Regions from separate parts of the Homo sapiens genome. Here region 1 is linked to region 2. A link is a loop called in an ENCODE intact Hi-C map of the cell type or tissue named here. Cell type or tissue: Panc1. All regions are shown on one strand. Each heading gives the region's core, and the rest is flanking DNA. Links, peaks and the distances in the headings are about the cores only.

Region 1 (10,605 bases), core at 1,352-9,351, 61 kb before region 2:
GCTAAGCACTGTAGGGTGACCTACACTGTTGATTTTCATAGATCTGTCCTGGTGTATATGTTTTATCAAGTTGTAACTGTTAATAGTTACAACCACTTCACTCTAAAAGTGTCCAAGTTTGGACAATAAATTATATAGTCTATATCAGTATTAGGAATAAAATGGTGATGTAGAGAGGCACTTTTATCACTGCTTTTATGGAGTTTATAGTGTAATAGAGATAATAAACATTAAACAGATAATTTTACAAAGAATTATTGTAGTTGTGATAGGTGCTATGTCAGTGAAATACTGACCATTTAACTACTCTACATCAGGAGCTGACAAACCACAGCCCATAGGCAAATCAGACAGAGGCCTGCCTTGATACAGCCAGTGAACTATGAGTGGTTTTAACATTTTTAAAAGATTATTTAAAAAATAAAAAAATATATGAGAGAGAGACCATGGTGTTTTACAAAAGAAGTTTGCTAAAATCTGGACTAAATGATCATGGAAAGTTTCCCTGAGGAAGTAATATTTAGGTTGACACAAGAACACTAAAAAAGAAATACAAAAGTGGGTAGCCTGGCTTACATCTTACAAAGCAGTTTCTCAAACTGGCATCAGCATCACCTAAAGGACTTACTGAAACAAATTTCAGTAAAAGTCATTTAATGAACAAATTTAGATTGAAATACAGCTTTGGCAGATAGATAAATTTGATATATGTTCACTTCACTTACTGAATAGTGGTGGATAATGTTAACATAATTTTTTCTAACCTTTCTCTTCACTTTGTACATTTTTGCTTTATATATTTCCATGTTCTGTTACTAAATATATAAAACTGAGAGATATCTTCAAAGAATATAAAATTTTTTCTGAATATAAAATAATTTTATCTAGACTTGAGAATTCTCCATTTCCTCCCTCTTACGTTGTTGTTACCCAAGATGATTTCTTGGGTTCCCATTTGTCTCTTGTATCTTTTCTGTGCAATTTAAAAGTGTTTTCTGTGTAAAGAGCATTTTGTGTGAAAATGTTATATTTTAGCTTCCTTTCTGAACTTAATCTTCTGAGGTTTTTGTTATTAGTTTGTTTTATTCGATTGGCAAAGATCTCCAATTTGAATATTAGAGATGATAGTGGACTTCCTGGTTGTATTTTGCATATTTTGGGGAATGCTTTTAAAAATGTAATGCGTAAACCTACTAAGTAACTGTAGCATTTTGTGAGACATACTTTATCGAGTCAAAAAATTTTCCTTTTTTAGTTCACTAAGAATTTTCTATAATATGTTAGTTTCTGTATCTAGATATTTCTTATTAAATTTAGGTTTTAAAATAGAGGGCATAAAATATGTTCACTTATGATTTGAAAAAATAAATCTATCATAATTTATTTCCCCTTTTTTATTACTAGTTGTGTTTGTGTTTTTTTCCCATTAGTTTTTGGATTTGTTAATTATCTTTATTTTTAATGTTATTTTAAATGATTTTCATTACATCATTTATTTTTATTATATTTTTTCTTCTACCTCTTTTGGTTTTTTTTTTCTAGCATCTTGTTATAAATACTTATGTTAAACTTCCATGTTTTCAGATTTATACAATTTTTCCTGAATACTTCTTTCCTCCTCACAGGTGTTTTTCTATACTATTTTTATTTTTTAAATTATGAAAAAATGCACATATCAAATTTACCATCTTAACAATTTTTAAGTTCAATTAAAATCATTTTTGATGATTTCATTATTTTTATTTTTATTTTTACCTAAGAATTACTTAGAGTTTTAAGTTTTCTTCTCTAGTATGTGTGATTATGGTTGTATATTTTTTTAAAAAGTAATTTTTTCTTTTGTAGTAACAGCTACAATTTATTGAGCACTTACTAGGTCTTAAATATTTGCTAAATACATATACAGTACTCACAATAGCCCCAGGAAATGATAGATGTATTTAAGTTTTGGATCAATGATTAATGATTAGCTGAGTAGAAAGCTCTTTTCTACCCTATAATAAGCTAGACATTAGAGACCGACATTCCAATTAATAGAATTAACCCTGAATTTATAGAACTGTTTTCTCATAATAATGCACATCTACTGCTAAATGACTACTCTCAAAGTTGCTTTCTTTTTCATGTTCAAAGAAAATTACATTTGCTTTCCTCTGAGTTTTACAATAGAATACTCTTCAGTGCTACTATAGAATCTATTAGGGAATTCTTTGAAATATAAATCAATTTAAGCCCTAACATCAGAGCCCCGTCCGGGAGGTGAGGGGCGCCTCTGCCCGGCCGCCCCTACTGGGAAGTGAGGAGCCCCTCTGCCCGGCCACCACCCCGTCTGGGAGGTGTACCCAACAGCTCATTGAGAACGGGCCAGGATGACAATGGCGGTTTTGTAGAATAGAAAGGGGGGAAAGGTGGGGAAAAGATTGAGAAATCGGATGGTTGCCATGTCTGTGTAGAAAGAGGTAGACATGGGAGACTTTTCATTTTGTTCTGTACTAAGAAAAATTCTTCTGCCTTGGGATCCTGTTGATCGGTGACCTTACCCCCAACCCTGTGCTCTCTGAAACATGTGCTGTATCCACTCAGGGTTGAATGGATTAAGGGCGGTGCAAGATGTGCTTTGTTAAACAGATGCTTGAAGGCAGCGTGCTCCTTAAGAGTCATCACCACTCCCTAATCTCAAGTACCCAGGGACACAAACACTAAGGAAGGCCGCAGGGTCCTCTGCCTAGGAAAACCAGAGACCTTTGTTCACTTGTTTATCTGCTGACCTTCCCTCCACTATTGTCCTGTGACCCTGCCAAATCCCCCTCTGCGAGAAACACCCAAGAATGATCAATAAAAAAAATAAAAATAAAACAAAAAAAAAAAAAAAGAAAGAAAGGAAAGTGCCCAGAAATCACATGGCTTGTTCATCTTTCTGTGACTGGAAGGGACTCAAAGGATCTTTCTAGTCTAGGTGTACTAAAATTAGGGCAAACCTCTGTGTGATCATAAAGGCATGGTGTCACGTGTCTGTGGCCTGTGGATTGCTGAGACAAGTTGAATTTTTCTTAGAAGATCAAGCCTTGAGATGAAACTAAGTTCAAAATCTGTGTAGATGGTGCAAATGAGGCATCAGTCTACAGATGCTGAGCAAGAAAAAAGGATTGTGTTTGCTTGGACCAGCAGGAAAATGATAAGTGGCAGAAATAAGATGAAAGGCTCAAAGCAGAAGTTGTTTTGCAGAAACTGACTGAGCTAAAAAAAGGATGGCTCAGACAGTTCTTCTGGTTGTTGTGGCCTTAGATGTTGTTAAGAAGGTGCCTTTAAAGGCTTCAAACTGGCATAGATACTGATGCAGGCATTGTATCTACTACAAATCATACAATTTCAGAAGGGACTTTTTAAAGCAATCATTGCCTGTACTAGTAAGAGAATGAGAAAGAGATTTCTAGCGAATAACCATGGCCTATCAGAGCAGTCACTACAATGTTTTAGGGAGGATAATGCTAAATTTTGCATTTTAGAAAATTTGGTTTGATGCCAGTATAGAGAAAGAACAAGCAAAAGCAATACAGGAGAGAGAGACTGGATAGAAAAAAATAGAAGACGTATGAGGGAAAAAAGATAAGATATTGATACAAGGAATAGCAACAGGAACAAACGTGATCAGTTGGAAACAGAAAATGTTAAAAAGATACAATTGAAAATATTTGATCAACAATTGAAAATTATGGGAGAAGAAAAATAAAAAGTCTAAGATGTCTCTAGATATTTGACTTCAGTGACTAAGTGAATGGTTGAGGTATTCTTTGAGATAAATAAGAGAAATAGAAAAAAAGGAAGGTTGGGCACAGTAATAAATCATTCCAATTTGAGAGTTTCTGTAGCATTTTTATTATAAAAAATACTCAGGATGGTTAATTCTATGGGCCTGAGTTTTCAGAGATCTTCGTGGGCAGGAGAAACAGAGTTTAGGCTCATTAGTATATTAATGGTACATGTCATACACTCAACAGGAATAGATGAAACCACACAGGAAGTGCATACGCACCAAGGAGAGCAGGGGTCCCCATGATAGAAGCTTGGCAAATGCCATCAAAATGGATGCCCAAATTTACTACATGCTTCCGAAATGTATTTTCTTCCTCTTGTACAGATTAAATTGCTTAATCCAGACAACTCTCCAATCCCAAATGAAGTTGTTCAGTTGCATCTGAAGGACAAAATCGTGGGAAACTACACCACAGATGTAAATGGCATCGCTCAGTTTTTCTTGGACACATATACGTTTACATACCCAAATATCACTTTGAAAGTAAGTTAAACGAAAGGCAAGTAAAATAAAAACAAACAAGCAAACAAAAAACTGCACTGGCTAGCTAAGGTTTAGGTCTATGCGAAATTATATTTATGGAACAGAAATGAAAAGATACACCTTGGTGTGAATCTAGAGTACTGAAAAATAGTTAAATATTAAGAATATAGGCCCTATGAAAAGTAGGTTAAAAATTATTTTAAGAGTCCCGGGAAAAGACAGAAGGTTAGCATACATACTAAATTGTATAAAGGAGAATTAGCTGAAAATAAGCAACGCTTCACTTTTATTAAGGAAATAGAAAGAGAATTGTGTTTTTATAGAAGGAAATATTTGAGAAACCCTGTAATCTATTACCTTGGAATAATGTAAAGAATTTCTCTGGATATATTCAAGAGAGAAGTAAACTACTATCTGTAATAATTAAATATCAATCCTTCCTAGATATTTTTAAAGGACTCCTCAGACTTTTTGTGTTGATAATGGTAAATTACTATGGTCAGAGTAAACTCCTTGCTGTATTTCATAAAAACTTTCCCATCTTTCAGCAAAACTTCATATTATGTTATCAGTAGCAAGGTAAACGTTTGCACTCATGGGTTCTTCGTATTATAGTGAGGGAGATATAGCAATCTACTTGCTAGCAAAAGTAATAATTATAGTAAAGAATACAGTAAAATATTGAATGTAATATTATTGAAGTAGGACTTGAATAGACTAAATTGTAAAAACCATAGTGGTCGCTCTAGAGTATAACTAGAAAATGGGGAATTGGGTTAGATTTAATGTAGAATGGCTATAAAATTTTCTTGCAGAGATAAAGCAGCATGATGATAAACCATCTTATCAAATATTCTTTCACTCATCCTTTCTCTTTATCCTAAAATACCCGTAATTTTGATTTTTTGTCTAGGCAGCCTACAAGGCCAATGAAAATTGCCAGGCTCATGGCTGGGTGTTGCCTCAATACCCTCAGCCCGAGTACTTTGCATATCGATTTTACTCCAAGATGAATAGCTTCCTAAAGATTGTCCAAGAGATGGAAGAACTGAGATGCAACCAGCAGAAGAGGGTGCTAGTGCACTGCATTCTCAATATGGAAGACTTTGAAGACAAAACCTACACAGCAGACTTCAATTATTTGGTATGAGCTGAAAATATTCTTCCACAATCAAAATTGCTTCTTTTCTTTAAAACTTCTTTGAACCTAATGAAATCCCTGTACCTATATGCCACGAGGAAGCTCAAAGTTAACATAAATGATAAAACTTATATAACTGGTATCTATTTTTAAGAAAGGAGGGAAAAGGCCATGACACCACAACCCATATGCACTCTGTCATTCTCAGACCCTTTCTTCAGAGTTACCCATTTCTATTTGGACATTGCTGGGATCAAACCAGAGTTCTGATATGTACTAGCTTTGTGTTACTTTTTGAAAGCCACTTAAACCTCTAGAGAATCTTAGTTTTTTGTAATATATTGTCTAATCATCAAGATAATTATTTAATAATACATATAAAGCCCTTTGCCCAACTTCTGGCACACAAAAGATATTAAGTATTAGTTTGATTTTAATATATTGCTATTATGGATTATTTTACACTGTCTAAATGGGTGCATGATACTTCATTGAGATTTAGGAAGATGATATAAAATTAATGAAACATGAATTAATTCAATCAGCCAACACTTATTGAATGTTTTTCATATTCCAGGTGCTGTATTAGCAATTGTAACAATAGAAGAAATAGAAAAAGTATAACTGGGGACAAAACATATATTAGAATTACATAAGTGTTACAAACGAAACATGTATGGCCACTGAGGTGTTACAGAAAAATGAATGATTAACTCTAGCTGGAGTTTAGGACAGTGATTATCAGAGTATATTTCCTAGAGTAGCAGTATCAGCATCACCTAGGAATAATTTAGAAATTCTGGGAATAAGTGGCCAGGCGCAGGGGCTCACGCCTGTAATCCCAGCACTTTGGGGGGCCGAGATGGGCGGATCACGAGGTCAGGAGATCCAGACCATCCTGGCTAACACGGTGAAACCGCGTCTCCACTAAAAATACAAAAAGAAATCAGCCTGGCATGGTGGCGGGCGCCTGTAGTCCCAGCTACTCAGGAGGCTGAGGCAGGAGAATGGTGTGAACCCAGCAGGCGGAGCTTGCAGTGAGCCGTGATGGTGCCACTGCACTCCAACCTGGGTGACAGAGCAAGACTCTGTCTCAAAAAAAAAAAAAAAAAAAAAAAAAAAAAACATAGGAATAAGTTAGAAATCTTGTCCTCCGAAGCACATTAAAATTTGACAACCACTAGTTTAGGAAAAAGATATATGCCTATATATTTACATTTATATGTATATACATATTTTTAAGGAAAAAATACATAAAGAGAATATGCCTAAATAGGATTTTGTGGGATGAATAGGAGTTTTCTGGATGATTAGAGGATATGAGAAACACATTTAAGCTTATTTTAGGAAATAATATAAGAGGTCAAAGATGTCTGAAGTGTATTATTCTGAGAACTAAAGGTGTTTGAGTCTATCTATGTGAAGAATGAAAGTAGTACCACATGATTTCTCACATTTTGCAAACTTAGAATTCTGGAATAGTCTTTTGATACTTCTTTTTTTCGTGCTATTTACTGCATCACCAATTTCTATCACTTTTTCATTATATTATCTCTCGCATTTTTTCTTTCCTTCATCATTTCCACAAACATTAAAATATTTCAAACCAGCAAGGTATGGACACCAAACCATCAGAAAAGGTATGAGTGATAATTCCACTGAAGCCCTTAGCTAAGCCAAGCATGGCTCATTTAGACTGGGGGCAAAGTGGTGGGAGTGGGAGGAGCTGGTTGTGGAGGAGAGGTTCTAGGGAAGCAGGGAGGGGACTCTGGGGAGCTCAGGGAAGTGGCTCTTTACCAACCGGTACAGAAATCCTTCAACATGTCAACAATAATATTGCCATACTGGGGTGTGAGAAATACCAAGCATCCTTGAATGAGAAGCTGAACCTCTTTTTTTTTTTTTTTTTTTTGAGACAGAGCCTCGCTCAGTCGCCCAGGCTGGAGTGCAGTGGCTCGATCTCCGCTCACTGAAAGCTCCGCGTCCTGGGTTCACGGCATGCTCCTGCCTCGGCCTCCCGAGTAGCTGGGACTACAGGCGCCCGCCACCACGCCCGGCTAATTTTTTTGTATTTTTTTAGTAGAGACGGGGTTTCACCGTGTTAGCCAGGATGGTCGCGATCTCCTGACCTCGTGATCTGCCCGCCTCGGCCTCCCAAAGTACCGGGATTACAGGGAAGCTGAACCTCTTAACTAGTTTTTATAAAGACACTCCCACATGCCCCTGACTTTTGCCTTCTTTTCTGGCCACACCTCTGCTCGACTTAATATCCAATACTTCCTAATCCAGAGCTGAGCCATTTTGCAGGTCTGTGGTGTGAATTGATCTACTTGTCATCAGCTTCCCTCTTGAAATAGCGTAGGTTTGCCCCCCTCTGATCTGATAAGGCCTTTACAATTACTTTACCTCATTTCCATTTTAAATGAGTCTGCTAATAGCCTTTTTCTTCCTCTCTCCCTTCTTCCTTCCTCCCTCCTTTTCTTCTTTCTTTCTTTATTCTGGAAATCTAGAGTGATTTTTAAAAAAAGCAATTAGGATTATTTATTTCACTCCCCTAATTGAAATACAGTTAATGACTGCCTATTTCTATTGAAACAAATACCAGACTCCTTTCTTTTGCCTGCAACACTGTATCTGCTCTGCACCTGTGAAGCTCGCCCGCTTCATTTTGCATCATTCTACACTTCAGCCTTCTTTATTGCAGACACAGAGGGCTTTCATTTTCTTGGACAAGCCATGTGCTTTTCTGGCTCCGAAGCCTCCCACAGGTTTTCCCTTCTGCCCATAACAATCTTCGTTCCCATTTGCTACCACAGTTCCCAACCTGCCTGCACCTCATTTTCCGAGCTGATTCCTCCTCAGCATTCATCTCTTGGCTTAAATGAAACTTTCTAATCTCCTAGACAATTCCAGTCTTCTACATATTCTTTCATAATAGGCTGGGTGGACTTTAATTCTGCCTAGCAGGGTACACATCACAGAGAGAACCCTCAATATCATATTTTAGAATGAATGGATAGAGGCTGAATTAATTTGATTCTCAGGCTTTCAGTAATTAATTTGATACTCAGTCTTTTAAGCTTTTTTCTTAATTGTGTGACCTGACAAATATCAGTACCTCTGTGTGCCTCTTCAGTTTACTCATCTGTTACGAGAGCTGTCTTTCCATTTTGAGAAGTCAGTGAGCTACTACAGCCAACAGTGCTGAGACCTCTCAGGCTCATTAAACTTTGAGCTTTATGCCTTTTTGCAAATGTTCTAGTTCCCAAAACAATATTTTCCAGCTAGTTGAGGCTCAGTTCTTTTTTTATGAGCTAATAACCCAAACTTGGCACTTCAGAGATTTAAAGCAATTTTAATATTCAGTGAAATATTAAACGGACTAGGAGTACCAGCTCCTGCAATTTCAAGCTGCAAGATCTTACGGAAGCTTTAAATTTTCTGCAAGTCTCAGCATCTTTTAAAATAATATTCTAAAACTGTAATTTAAAAATTCAAGGAGTTTGTACTAGATTTCAAGTCTCCAGCCTTTGTTTGCACTTTAGAGATCATAACAAAAGTCTGCTGATGCAAATTTGCACACAGTTGCTGATAAAGGTGAAGTGAGAGAAGCTTTTTTCTGGAGCACCCCCAGCTTGCTACTTTATTTTCTTTTCTTTAAATTTTGGGTGGAGATGGATGAACAGGCCTTGCTTATACCTTGCATATCAAACACACCTTTCAGAAAACCAGACAAGCACTGGGAGACTCTTAATGCCTTTGTGTAACTTTGTTTCACTGAACTAAATAAATTTAGATGTAATTCAGCATTTGCAAATATGAATAAAAAGTTGTTTATTGGTCTTAGAAAACTGTTTTGGAATGTGGAACATTAAATTGCTTTATAGCAAGTTTATCTGTGACTCCTAAATTCTCTTGAATATAGCTGTTAGAGTCATATGCTTGTTTACTGGTAACCTGAGTTTACTAGTAAACATGTCAATAGTATTGCTCAGACAAGAAAAGGAGGTAAATCACATTCGTTTATAATTAAATGAAATTTAGTTTCTATCCTCTAAACTTTACGATTATATTTTCATTTTCCTAGGTGATTTCAAAAGGTGTAATCATTCTTCATGGGCAACAGAAAATTGAGATCAACGAAAATGGTGAGGCCTCTAATTTTAGCATATAATTTAATACAAATAGAATGCTTTAATTGGGATATATTTTACATTTTTCTTTAAAAGTCACAATCCTCCCATTTTAGGACTGTTTACTGCCCCCTAAACTACCCTTGGGGAACATGTAAAGACATGTGAATAGGCACAATGCCAAATGAAAAAATAATTACTTAATTAATAGTGCATTAATTATATTCCAAACACTACTATAATGGGAAAGGGTCATTGTCCTTCCCTTTCTTTTCCAAGAAAGACAGGTAAGTACTTTTACATTCAAACAAGAAGGGATTTTTAAAAAGAAACAAAAGTAGACTGAAGTTTGACGTAATAAGAAATGTTCAACTATTTCTTTCTTTTATAATTTATGGAATAGGTTATGAACTCCTCCTAGAAATGCTTTATAAATTAAATTTGGTGGGTCGGGGCAGTCTCTTTGGCAGTGGGTAGGATGGCTAGAAACTCAATGGAGGGTTTCTGCAAGATGACAGTCAGCTATCTCACCAAAGCACTTTTTCGGTTTGAAATTTTCTTTTCACAGGGAGGAAGGGCATATTTTCCATTTCTATAGACATTAACCCTGAATTAGCGCCCTCAGTACATATGCTTGTCTATAGCTTGCATCCTGGAGGAGAAATGGTCACTGATAGCACCCAATTCCAATTGAGAAATGCTTCGAAAATCAGGTAGGTGCCAAAAATGATTCTTTTTTAATTTGGGGGAAAACTAAGGAGAACTTAAGAGAGTGTTGGGTTTAAACTCCCAATTTTTCATAGAATTGCAAAATGAAAAATAAAAGAAAGCTATGGAGAAGTTAATATGTTGGATGATTGAAGAGTAGCAGGATTATAGCATTCACTTTGGATGTTGTTCCAAATCCAGTTGTTCCTAATAATAATATTATTAGGTGGGTAAAGCACAGAAAGCCCTTTTAACTTATGTGTGTTTTTAAAAAAGTTAAGAATAGTCTAAAAGATGATTCTTCTCATATGGCTTGCCATCCTTTT
Region 2 (10,605 bases), core at 947-8,946:
AAGCTTCCCGGTCCCCGCCCCCTTTGTGACCTCATACAAAGGCTTGGCTAATACTGCAAAGTTTGGGATCCACAGTCTACAAAACCCCACAGCTCCTAAGAATTCTCTCACCTGCCTTCTGCCCTTAGGCTCCGGTAGATTGCAAACGACCTGCTTTCTTCCTGATCCCGGGCTGCGTTCGGACCCCTGTGGTATAGTAAATCCCAAGTAAGGTACCTGCGGTCGGCAGATCTGAGCTTTCTTCTTGGACACCTAATACCCAGGGTCCTCCAGGTGGGTCCTAAGGATCTTAGGATTCGCGATGGGGGTCTTAGCCAGGGGGGGAAGAGGGGCTGGCTCTCAGTCCCCGCCTCGCGGGGGGTGCCTCCCCCCCTGCGATGGGGGTCCGAAGAGCCTGGGGGGGAAGAGGGGCTGGCTCTCACTCCCCGCCTCGCGGGGGGTGCGTCCCCCCCCCTGCAATGGGGGTCCTAAGAGCCAGGGGGAAAGAGCCGCTGGCTCTCAGTCCCCGCCTCTCAGGGGGTGCCTCCAACCCACTGCGATGGGGGTCCGAAGAGCCTGGGGGGGGAAGAGGGGCAGGCTCTCAGTCCCCGCTTCGCGGGGGGAGCCTCCCCACACAGCGATGGGGGTCCCAAGAGCCAGGGGGGAAGTGGGGCTGGCTCTCAGTTCCCGCCTTGGGGTGTGTGTCTGCCCTGCTGCGATGGGGGTCCTAAGAGCAAGCGGGGGAAGAGGGGCTGGCTCCGGTAGATTGCAAATGACCTGCTTTCTTTCTGATCTCGAGCTGTGTTCGGACACCTGTCGGATAGTAAATCCCAAGTAACGTCGGCAGATCTGAGCTTTCTTCTTGGGCACCTAATACCCACAGTCCTCCAGTTGGGTCCTAAGGATCTTAGGATCCGCGATGGGGGTCCTAAGCCAGGGTGGGAAGAGGGGCTGGCTCTAGTCCCCGCCTCGCGGGGGGTGCCTCCCCCCTTGCTATGGGGGTCATAAGAGCCAGAGGGGGAAGAGGGTTTGGCTGTCAGACCCCGCCTCGCATGGGGTGCCTCCCCCCACTGCGATGGGGGTCCGAAGACCCGGGCGGGGTCGGGGGGGGCGGAGAGGGGCTGGCTCTCAGTCCCCGCATCGCGTGGGGTGCCTCCACCCCCTGCGATGGGGGTCCCTAGAGCCAGGGGGGGAAGAGGGGCTGTCTCTCAGTCCCCGCGTCGCGGAGGGTGCCTCTCCCCCTTGCGATGGGGTTCCCAAGAGCCAGTGGGGGAAGAGGGGCTGACTCTCCGTCCCCGCCTCGCGGGGTGTACCTCCCCCCACTGCGATGGTGGTCCCAAGAGCCAGGGGGGAAGTGGGGCTGGCTCGCAGTCCCCGCCTCGCATGTGGTGCCTCCCCACTCTGCGATGGGGGCCTAAGAGCCAGAGGTGAAGAGGGGCTGGCTGTCAGTCCCTGCCTGGCGGGGGTTACCTCCCCCTCTGCGATGGCAGTCCTAAGAGACGGGGGAAAGAGGAGCTGGCTCTCAGTACCCGCCTCGCGTGGGGTGCGAAGCGCCTGCGATGGGGGTCCTAAGAGCCCGTGGGGGAAGAGGTGCAGGCTCTCCGTCCCTGCCTCTCGGGGGGTGCCTCTCCCCCCTGCGATGGGGGTCCTAATAGCCAGGGGGGGAAGAGGGGCTGGCTCTCAGTCCCCGCCTCGTGTGGGGTGCCTCCCCTCCCCGCGATGGGGATCCCAAGAGCCGGGGAGAAGTGGGTCTGGCTCTCAGTTCCTGCCTCGCAGGGGGTGCCTCCCCCCTCTGCGTTGGGTGTCCTAAGAGCCGGGGGGGGGGGAAATGGGCTTGCTCTCAGTCCCCGCCTCGCGGGGGGTGCCTCCCCCCACTGCGATGGGGGTCCTAAGAGCCACGGGAGGAAGAGAGGCTGGCTCTCAGTCCCTGCCTCGCGGGGGGTGCCTTCCCCACCCGCGATGGGGCTCCTAAGAGCCAAGGGGGGAAGACGGGCTGGCTCTCAATCCTCGCCTCGCCGGGTGGCCTCCCACCCTGCGATGGGGCTCCTAAGAGCCACGGGGGGTAGAGGGGCTGGCTCTCAGTCCCCGCCTCGCGGTGGGTGCCTCCCCGCCCTGCGATGGGGGTCCGAAGAGCAGGGGGAAGGAGAGGGGCTGGCTCTCAGTCCCCGAATCGCGTGGGGTGCCTCCACCCCCTGCGATGGGGGTCCCTAGAGCCAGGGGGGGAAGAGGGGCTGGCTCTCAGTCCGCGCCTCGCGGAGGATGCCTCCCCCACTTGCAATGTGAGTCCTAAGAGCCAGAGGTGGGAGGGGCTGGCTCTCAGTTCCCGCCTCGCGGTGTGTGCCTGCCCCGCTGCGATGGAGGTCCTAAGAGCAAGGGGGGGAAGAGGGGCTGGCTCTGGTAGATTGCAAATGACCTGCTTTTTTTCTGATCCCGAGCTGCGTTCGGACCCCTGTCGGATAGTAAATCCCAGGTAAGGTACCTGCGGTCGGCAGGTCTGAGCTTTCTTCTTGGACACCTAAAACCCCCAGTCCTCCAGGTGGGTGCTAAGGATCTTAGAATCCGCGGTGGGGGTCCTAAGCCAGCGGGGGAAGAGGGGCTGGCTCTCAGTCCCCGACTCGTGGGCGGTGTCTTCCCCCCTTGCGATGGGGATCCTAAGAGCCAGGGGGGGAAGAGGGGCGGGCTCTCAGTGCCCGCCTCGCTGGAAGTGCCTCCCACCCATGAGATGGGTGTCCTAAGAGCCAAGGGGGGGGAATAGGGGCAGGCTCTCGATCCCCGCCTCTCGGGGGGTGCCTCCCCCCCTTGCGATCGGGGTCCCAAGGGCCAGGGGGGGAAGAGGGGCTGGCTCTCAGTCCCCGTCTCTCGGGTGGTGCCTCCCGCCACTACGATGTGGGTCCTAAGAGCCGGGGGTGGGAGGGTCTGGCTCTCAGTCACCGCCTCGTGAGGAGTGCCTCCCCCGCTGCGATGGAAGTTCTAAGACACAGGGGGGGAAGAGGTTCTGGCTCTCAGTCCCCGCCTCGCGGGGGGTGCCACGCGCCTGCATTGGGGGTCCTAAGAGCCATGGGGGGGTAGAGGGGCTGGCTCTCAGTCCCCGCCTCGTGGGGGTTGCCCCCCCCCTGCGATGGGGGTCTCAAGAGCCTGGGGGGGAAGAGGGGCTGGCTCTCAGTCCCCGCCTCTCCGGGTGTGCGTCCCCCCCCTGCAATGGGGGTCCTAAGAGTCAGGGGGAGTGAGCGGCTGGCTCTCAGTCCCCGCCTCGCAGGGGGTGCCTCCCCCGCCTGCGATGGGGGTCCGAAGAGCCTGGGGGGGAAGAGAGGCAGGCTCTCAGTCCCCGCTTCGCGGGGGTTGCCTCCCCGCACAGCGATGGGGGTCACAAGAGCCAGGGGGGAAGTGGGGCTGGCTCTCAGTTCCCGCCTTGCGGTGTGTGCCTCCCCCCCTGCGATGGGGGTCCTAAGAGCCAGGGGATGAAAAGGGGCTGGCTCTCAGTCCTCGCCTGGCGGGAGTGCCTCCCCCCCCGCGATGGGGGTCCTAAGATCCTGGGGGGGAAGAGGAGCTCTCTCTCAGTCCCCGCCTCGCGGGGGGTGCCTCCGACTCCTGCGATGGGGGTCCTAAGAGCCAGGGGGGTAAGAGGGGCAGGCTCTCAGTCCCCGCCTCGCTGCGGGTGCCTCCGTCCCTGCGATGGGGGTCCTAAGAACCAGGGAGGGAAGAGGGGCTGGTTCTCAGTCCTCGCCTCGCGGGGAGTGCCTCCCTCCACTGCGATGGGGGTCCCAGGAGCCAGGGGGGAGGTGGGGCTGGCTCTCAGTTCCCGCCTCACGAGGGGTGCCTCCCCCCACTGCGATGGGGGACCTAAGAGCAAGCGAGGGGAAGACGGGCTGGCTCCGGTAGATTGTAAATGACCTGCTTTCTTTCTTTTCCCGGGCTGCGTTCGGACCCCTGTCGATTGTAAATCCCAAGTAAGGTACCTGCCGTGGGCAGATCTGAGCTTTCTTCTTGGACACCCCATACCCACAGTCCTCCAGGTGGGTCCTAAGGATCTTAGGAACCGCGATGGGGGTCCTAAGCCCGGGGGGAAGGGGGGCTGGCTCTCAGTCCCCGCCTCGCGTGGCGTGCCTCCCCCGCTTGCGATGCGAGTCCTAAGAGCCGGGGGTGGGAGGGACTGGCTCTCAGTCTCCCCCTCGCGGTGGGTGCCTCCCCGCCCTGCAATGGGGATCCTAAGAGCCAGGCGGGGAAGAGGGGCTCTTCTCTAAGAATCAAAACACTGTCACCTTTAGCAGTGAAGGATCCAGTGAGATCCAGTTTAACGGTCATAACCGCCTACTGGTCCAACGTTCAGAAGTAACACAGGCACCTGGACAATACACAGTAGATGTGGAAGGACGCGGTTGTACATTTATCCAGGTTACAGAAATCTGCCTAAGAGGGTGATGAGTGTTTGCCAGTAAAAGAGTCAGACTGTCTGTTCAGTTCTACGTGAAGTGTTATTTGACCGTTTTGTGTATTTACATGATCAATAGCCAAAATTGCAAGTTACTTTATGAAAAGCTACTCAGCTGTCTAAGAGAAGTTTGAGGAATATTGCTATTAGAAAGTATTCTATCTTCATTAAATTACGTTATTCTGAAAACTAAAGAATTTAACCTGATTCCCTGATGATAAAGATGTAAACTGCATTAGTAATAGAAATAAACAATAGGTTCTTTCTTTTTAAAAATGTTTTATTTTTAATTTTTGTGGGTACATAGTAGGTGTAAATATTTACCGGGTGCATGATACAGGCATGCAATGTGTAAGAATCACATCAGGGCAAGTGGGGTATGCATCACCTCAAGCATTTATCCATTGTGTTACAAATGATCGAAGTATACTCTTAGTTATTTTAAAATGTAAAATCACATTACTACTGACTATAGTCAGACTGTATAATTCTTAATACAGGATGGGTTTTCTTATAATTTGCTATCCTTTCTAGGCCACCCTTAAGTACAATGTTCTCCTACCTAAGAAGGCATCTGGATTTTCTCTTTCCTTGGAAATAGTAAAGAACTACTCTTTGACTGTTTTTGACCTCACAGTGAACCTCAAGTAAGTGTCATATTTTGACAGTAACTCCCACGTGAACAAGATGGTAAAATATTTTAAAAGTTCAAACAGTAGTGAAATAACAAAATATAAATCATGGTAATGAGTTCTCATGTTGGTGGTGACAATTCTACAGCACAGTCACTTTTTAGCCGTCTGTCCGGACACCACAATTTAGTACATCTTCAGCTAAATCAGAGCTAAAATGAGGCAAGAAAACATGCAGTCTATGTGAGCAGGATTTGAAAGCTTTCACTGCACTGATGTTTCAATGATACTTTTTATTCTGTTGTATGGAAGTACTCCTAGTTTTGAAAAACAGAGATTCTATATTTCTTTCTCAAGACAAGCATGCATGGTCATATAGTAGCAAGCCCACAAATGTTTATTTTGTAACTGTAAAGAGTAACATTTTAGATTTTTACTTTTCAGAATAGAAAAACGAAATGATCCTCTTGAATTCAAGCATGATTTATAGATGCTAAAGGCTTTTAGCCTTAGTTAATATGTGGAAAACATTGAGTAAAATTAGTTTGGGAGATATTTTTTAGAATTTCTAAATAAAAATCGCTTGAGCTCCAGGGCTAAGAACTCAATGAATTGGGGAACTCTTTTTCTTTTTTGGTTTTTTTTTTTTTTTTTTTTTTTTGAGACAGAGTCTTACTTTGTCACCCAGGCTGCAGTACAGTGGCACAGTGGCACAATCTCAGCTCACTGCAACTTCCAGCTCCTGGGTTCAAAGGATTCTTACGGCTCAGCCTCCTGAGTAGCTGGGATTAGAGGCGTGCACCACCACATCTGGCTAATTTTTCTATTTTTAGTAGAGTCAGAGTTTTGCCATATTGGCCAGGCTGGTCTTGAACTCTGACCCTCAAGTGATCCACCCACCTTGGCCTCCAGAAGTGCTGGGATTACAGGTGTGAGCAACCACGCCCTGATGAACTATGGAACTCTTAACTTCATACCCCAATAGTCTTATCCAGAAGCAGGAAACTGAGCTAGAAGTTCTCCTGGGGACACATCTACTCTATAATTATGCTCATATACCACCTTTTAAGCAAAGATGTCCTCTAAGTGTTACGCAACTCTAACACTAACCTAAGTATATGTAAAAGATTTAGAAGCTCTGTTTATCAGTTCAAACTTTGAGACTGCAGGTAAGCTTAAAAGCAGGGTTTGGGGAAGATTTCATGTCCAGATAATTCATTATTTGCTCCAATTTCTGTTGCTATGTATCATCTCTTTCATTATCATTCTGGTTGTGCCTATTCACAGATGCTTGAAAATGACTTTCTTCCGATATTTTCTCTTCAGCTTTTACCTGTCCTCCAGATTTCTAGCCAATTAGTATTTATCCACCTGGCACTCTCATTATGAGATAAGTCACTTTTTAAAATTGATATCTAAACGAGTGTTTTCTTAAAATTTTCAGATACACTGGAATTCGCAATAAATCCAGTATGGTGGTTATAGATGTAAAAATGCTATCAGGATTTACTCCAACCATGTCATCCATTGAAGAGGTAAATAATAGAAGCCTAATCTTTCATCACAAAGACAGCTACATAGAGTATAAAGATAAAATAAATACTTGTTTAGCCGTAGTTTAGCAAAACAAAACTATAGAATTCTTCTTCAACATTCACCTTTGTATTTTTGCGCTAACACTGGAGAGCTGGTGTACTTCATTTGTACCAATTAGCAGTCAGTATTTCCCATGGTTCATCATATGTTTTTCTTTAGTTGCTACCTGTGTTTATGAAAACATCATGGCACCAAGGAATGTTCCATAAAACAGAACGTGACGTAGAAAAGAGTGGACATTCAGTTCTGCAGTGGCGCTGTCATTTGTTCTAATATCTATTCTCTATCCTTCCCTAACAATTTCTTCAAAGCTTGAAAACAAGGGCCAAGTGATGAAGACTGAAGTCAAGAATGACCATGTTCTTTTCTACTTGGAAAATGTAAGTTTAGCCATATTTTTTTTTCTTTAAAGTTTTTCTTTTTTCCTTCCAAGGATAATTGGATGCTTCAATTTCTTATAGATATGTATGATAGGATTTGTAAAAGGAAAAAATAAGGGACGTTAAGGATTACCAGTGTTTTATCCCACTGATCATCTTCTCCTTGCTAGTTCCAAGGCTATTTCATATATGCCCTGGCTATGTGACTAGATAGCTTTCCATTTTAGAAACATCATCTCCCTATCAAACACAGTCTGGTCACAGAGTAGATATGTAATTATTTTATAATTTGACTAAAGTCTTACAAAGTTTGCCATAATTTTTTGAAATTACAATTGTGTATTGAAGGTATGTGGTGTGATGTTTTGATATATATAGTGAGCTGATTGTTATCATCTAGCGTGACTATATGTGAATTAGCTGGCTAACACATCCCTCTCTTCACACAGTTACCTCTTCTTTTTTTGTGACAAAGCACTTAAGATCTACTCCCTTAGGGAATATTACATATACAGTACAGCATTGTTAACTGTAGGCCACCGCTGTACCTGAGATTTGTAGAATGTATTCATCCTGCACAGCTGAAGCTTTCTATCCTTTGACCAGCATCTCCCCATTTTCCCATCCCTGATAACTGCCATTCTACTGTCTGCATCTATGAACTCAACTTTAGATTTAACTTACAGGTGAGATCCTGCAGTGTTTTTTGTGTGTATCTGGTTTGTTTCATTCCACATAATGTCCTCCAAGTTCTTCAGTGTTGTTACAAATGGCAGAAATTCTTTCTTCTTTTAAGGCCGAATAATTTGTATGTGTATATGCCTCAGTTTCATTATCCATTCATCTGTTTCGAACGCTTAGGTTGATTCCTTATGTTGGCTATTGTGATTAATGAAAGAATTAGCATGGGACTGCAGCTGTCTCTTCAAAATATTCATCTCATTTTCTTTGGATGCATACCCAGAAATGGGATTGCTGGATCATAGGGTAGTTCTATTTTTATTTTACTGAGGAAATGCCAAACTATGGCATGCGCTTTAGAGACATCCTTTCTATGTGTATTGTTACCACTCACATAAATGCCTACATTCCTCTGAGACTTCCAGCTAAATTCCTCTCACCTCAATGTAAGCAAAGGAACTTGAAATTTTATATGATTTAAGGTTAACAACTCATTATTTTGCCAATATGTAAGTTAATCATACCCTAGATCTATTTAATTATGTAGATCATAAACTTCTGCGGATAATTTTCTCAGTGATTATCTTTTCTCAGACCTGCTACAATGTAATTATAATTTGTGTCATGATAGGTTTTTGGTCGAGCAGACAGTTTCACTTTTTCTGCTGAGCAGAGCAACCTTGTGTTCAACATTCAGCCAGCCCCAGGCATGGTCTACGATTAGTACGAAAAAGGTAGGCAAGCAACAGCCATGCCCTAAGGTTATTGAATGTGGTGTTTATATCTAACATTCCCTGAGCTACTAAACTTTCCAAAATCAACCTCTGTCTTCACAGAGTAAACAATAAATGGCATTACTTTGTGTTCTGGTTTCTTTATCCCATGATGTGTCTTCTGACTGAACCCATTTTCCAGTTACCAGAGTTTTTCAACACCAGAATCCTTGCAATATAACCTGACAGGGCTCCACTTGAACTTGAAATACAAGCCACACTAAGCTTCCAGGTCTTTTTGTTATTGTCATTGTTGTTCATGCTAAGACTGACTGTTCCAAGCTACTTCTGTGGACTTTGACTTAAAAAGAGGAGTGGGGAATATTCTGAAATGTTAACTTAAAAATTTGATAGATTAATTTCTAAAACATATACTAAAATGTTGTAGAGACCATACAACTGTTCCCTGGAAGGTTGGTACTATTTATTTCTTGTTGAATGCTGTGTGAAGTTTGTGGAGTGTTTGAATTCTGTCTCTATCATTTACTAATAGAATATATTTCATCAAGTGTCTTAAATATTATTAGCATATTTCTGCATAATGTATAAAATGGGAAAGTAATTGTCTCTATTTCAAAATTATTGGAAGGATTAGATCTAATGTGCTTATATCATCTATTTAATAAAAATACATGTTCCCTTTATTTTTTCAGAAGAATATGCCCTAGCTTTTTACCACATCAACAGTAGTTCAGTTTCCGAGTGAGACAAAGCAATTACTGGAAGAAGTAAAGAAATTTTATTACGTCATAAACCATTGAAAACACATCTAGTAAGAAAATGAAAACCTGAATAAGATAGGACAATAGTTGAAGAAAGAAAAGTCTCTGGTACTTCATTAGACTTGTGTAGCTGTGTACTGCATGAGTAATCTGATAATCATTAAGATTATATTAATTTCTTTAAAAATAGCTTTAAAGAATTCACAGCTATATATGTACCTTTTATAAATCTCTCATTTTTGTTTTGTAAGTTGACAGGTCAGTAAAAATTTAGGCATATATATTTGTACATATGTGTGTATATGTATATACATGTCTATGTGCCTATATATGCATGTTTTTATTTCTAAATATCTATTTATATATACATACAAATGTGTTTATTGTTTAAATGATGTTTTAAATCCCAGGTGGAGAAGCATTTCTTTTAACAAACTGATTCTTCTGTATCAAACCTGGAAAAAAATCATGAACCATCTGACATCGTGAACAGTCTGCAGTGGGCTATGGTTTCTTGACAAGTCTTATTTCCTTATCATCCCATTAAATGTTGTCATTTTGCATCTGAGTCTATGACTTTTTTTTCTTCCAGTACTCTATTCACAGTTTTAATCCTAGAAAACGCAGGGATTTTTTTTTGACAGCAACTTGAATAATTTGCTGTATGGCTGTCAACTCTAAATTTGAGTATTTAGACATTATGGAACACAGAGTTAAATTCTTCCATATACAAAGAAAGAGAGAGAGAGAAGTGGGGGAAGAGAAAGAAGGAGACTAAGTGAAAGTTGAAATGGACTCCATGTTAATTCAAGGAAACGAAAATAAACGCACAAAACACGTAGACTTGAATGTATCTTCCAAGATCAAATCTGCCTCAGGCCTAATCCAACGTTGCCCATCCCGTTGGAGCAAAGGCATTGCTTGTGCAGAGGATCGGCCAGGACGTCCTATGCTTGCATCCTTACTCACCAGGTAAACACGCTCCTCATGCTCCAGATGTAGCCAGTTGTCACCCCCGGGGGATACTGGTCAGGTACTCAGGGATGGTTAAGAAATGGTTGTGGCCCGCCTCAGACCACCCCACGCAGTGGGCTGAGTCAATTTCCAAAGCGCAGAGACAGCATTGCAAAGGCACAGTGTGCCGGGATGGGCCCTGGACATACACTGTGCAATCCATCTCAGATGAGGTATTGGGAGCAAGTTGGTGTGTCCCAGGCCACAGGCACTTCTCACATCCCACCTGAGTGGGAGCCATCACAGGCTAGCATCCTCTTGTCCTGCCCTGATCCTGGTTTTCTGCCTGGCTTTGCAGAAAACCTGGAAGGATCCTGGGGGAGACATCTCACAGAAGACAGTCCCAGAACATGGAATGTGACCTTGTTTGGAAATTGGGTCTTTGCATATGTTACCAAA

What was found. Hi-C counts contacts between places; a loop is a spot of excess contacts. Peaks named below come from ENCODE experiments on the same cell type or tissue, not always from the same donor. Only the 100,000 strongest peaks of a DNase experiment are listed, where the experiment ranks them.
Region 1: a loop joins it to region 2, with 6 times the contacts of the local background. A loop is called at or near these places in 2 of 110 quality-filtered maps.

The regions. Positions count from the first base shown.
Region 1 is chr12:31,172,495-31,183,099 of GRCh38, reverse strand. It overlaps the pseudogene OVOS2P. Among named protein-coding and RNA genes, the nearest start is that of DDX11, 100 kb to the right of the region's middle. In Panc1, for the core only: CTCF peaks have their summits at 5,249 and 5,449; no DNase peak of the experiment used is centred there; H3K27me3 peaks cover 213 bases.
Region 2 is chr12:31,110,807-31,121,411 of GRCh38, reverse strand. It overlaps LOC124902912 (a long non-coding RNA gene), which reads right to left and starts at 4,152. Exons shown (of 5, transcript XR_007063268.1): 1 at 3,871-4,152; 2 at 112-186. It also overlaps the pseudogene OVOS2P. RefSeq lists enhancers at 1-435, 3,088-3,617, 3,618-4,148. In Panc1, for the core only: CTCF peaks have their summits at 3,922 and 4,124; a DNase peak (open chromatin) is centred at 4,161; H3K4me3 peaks cover 3,536 bases.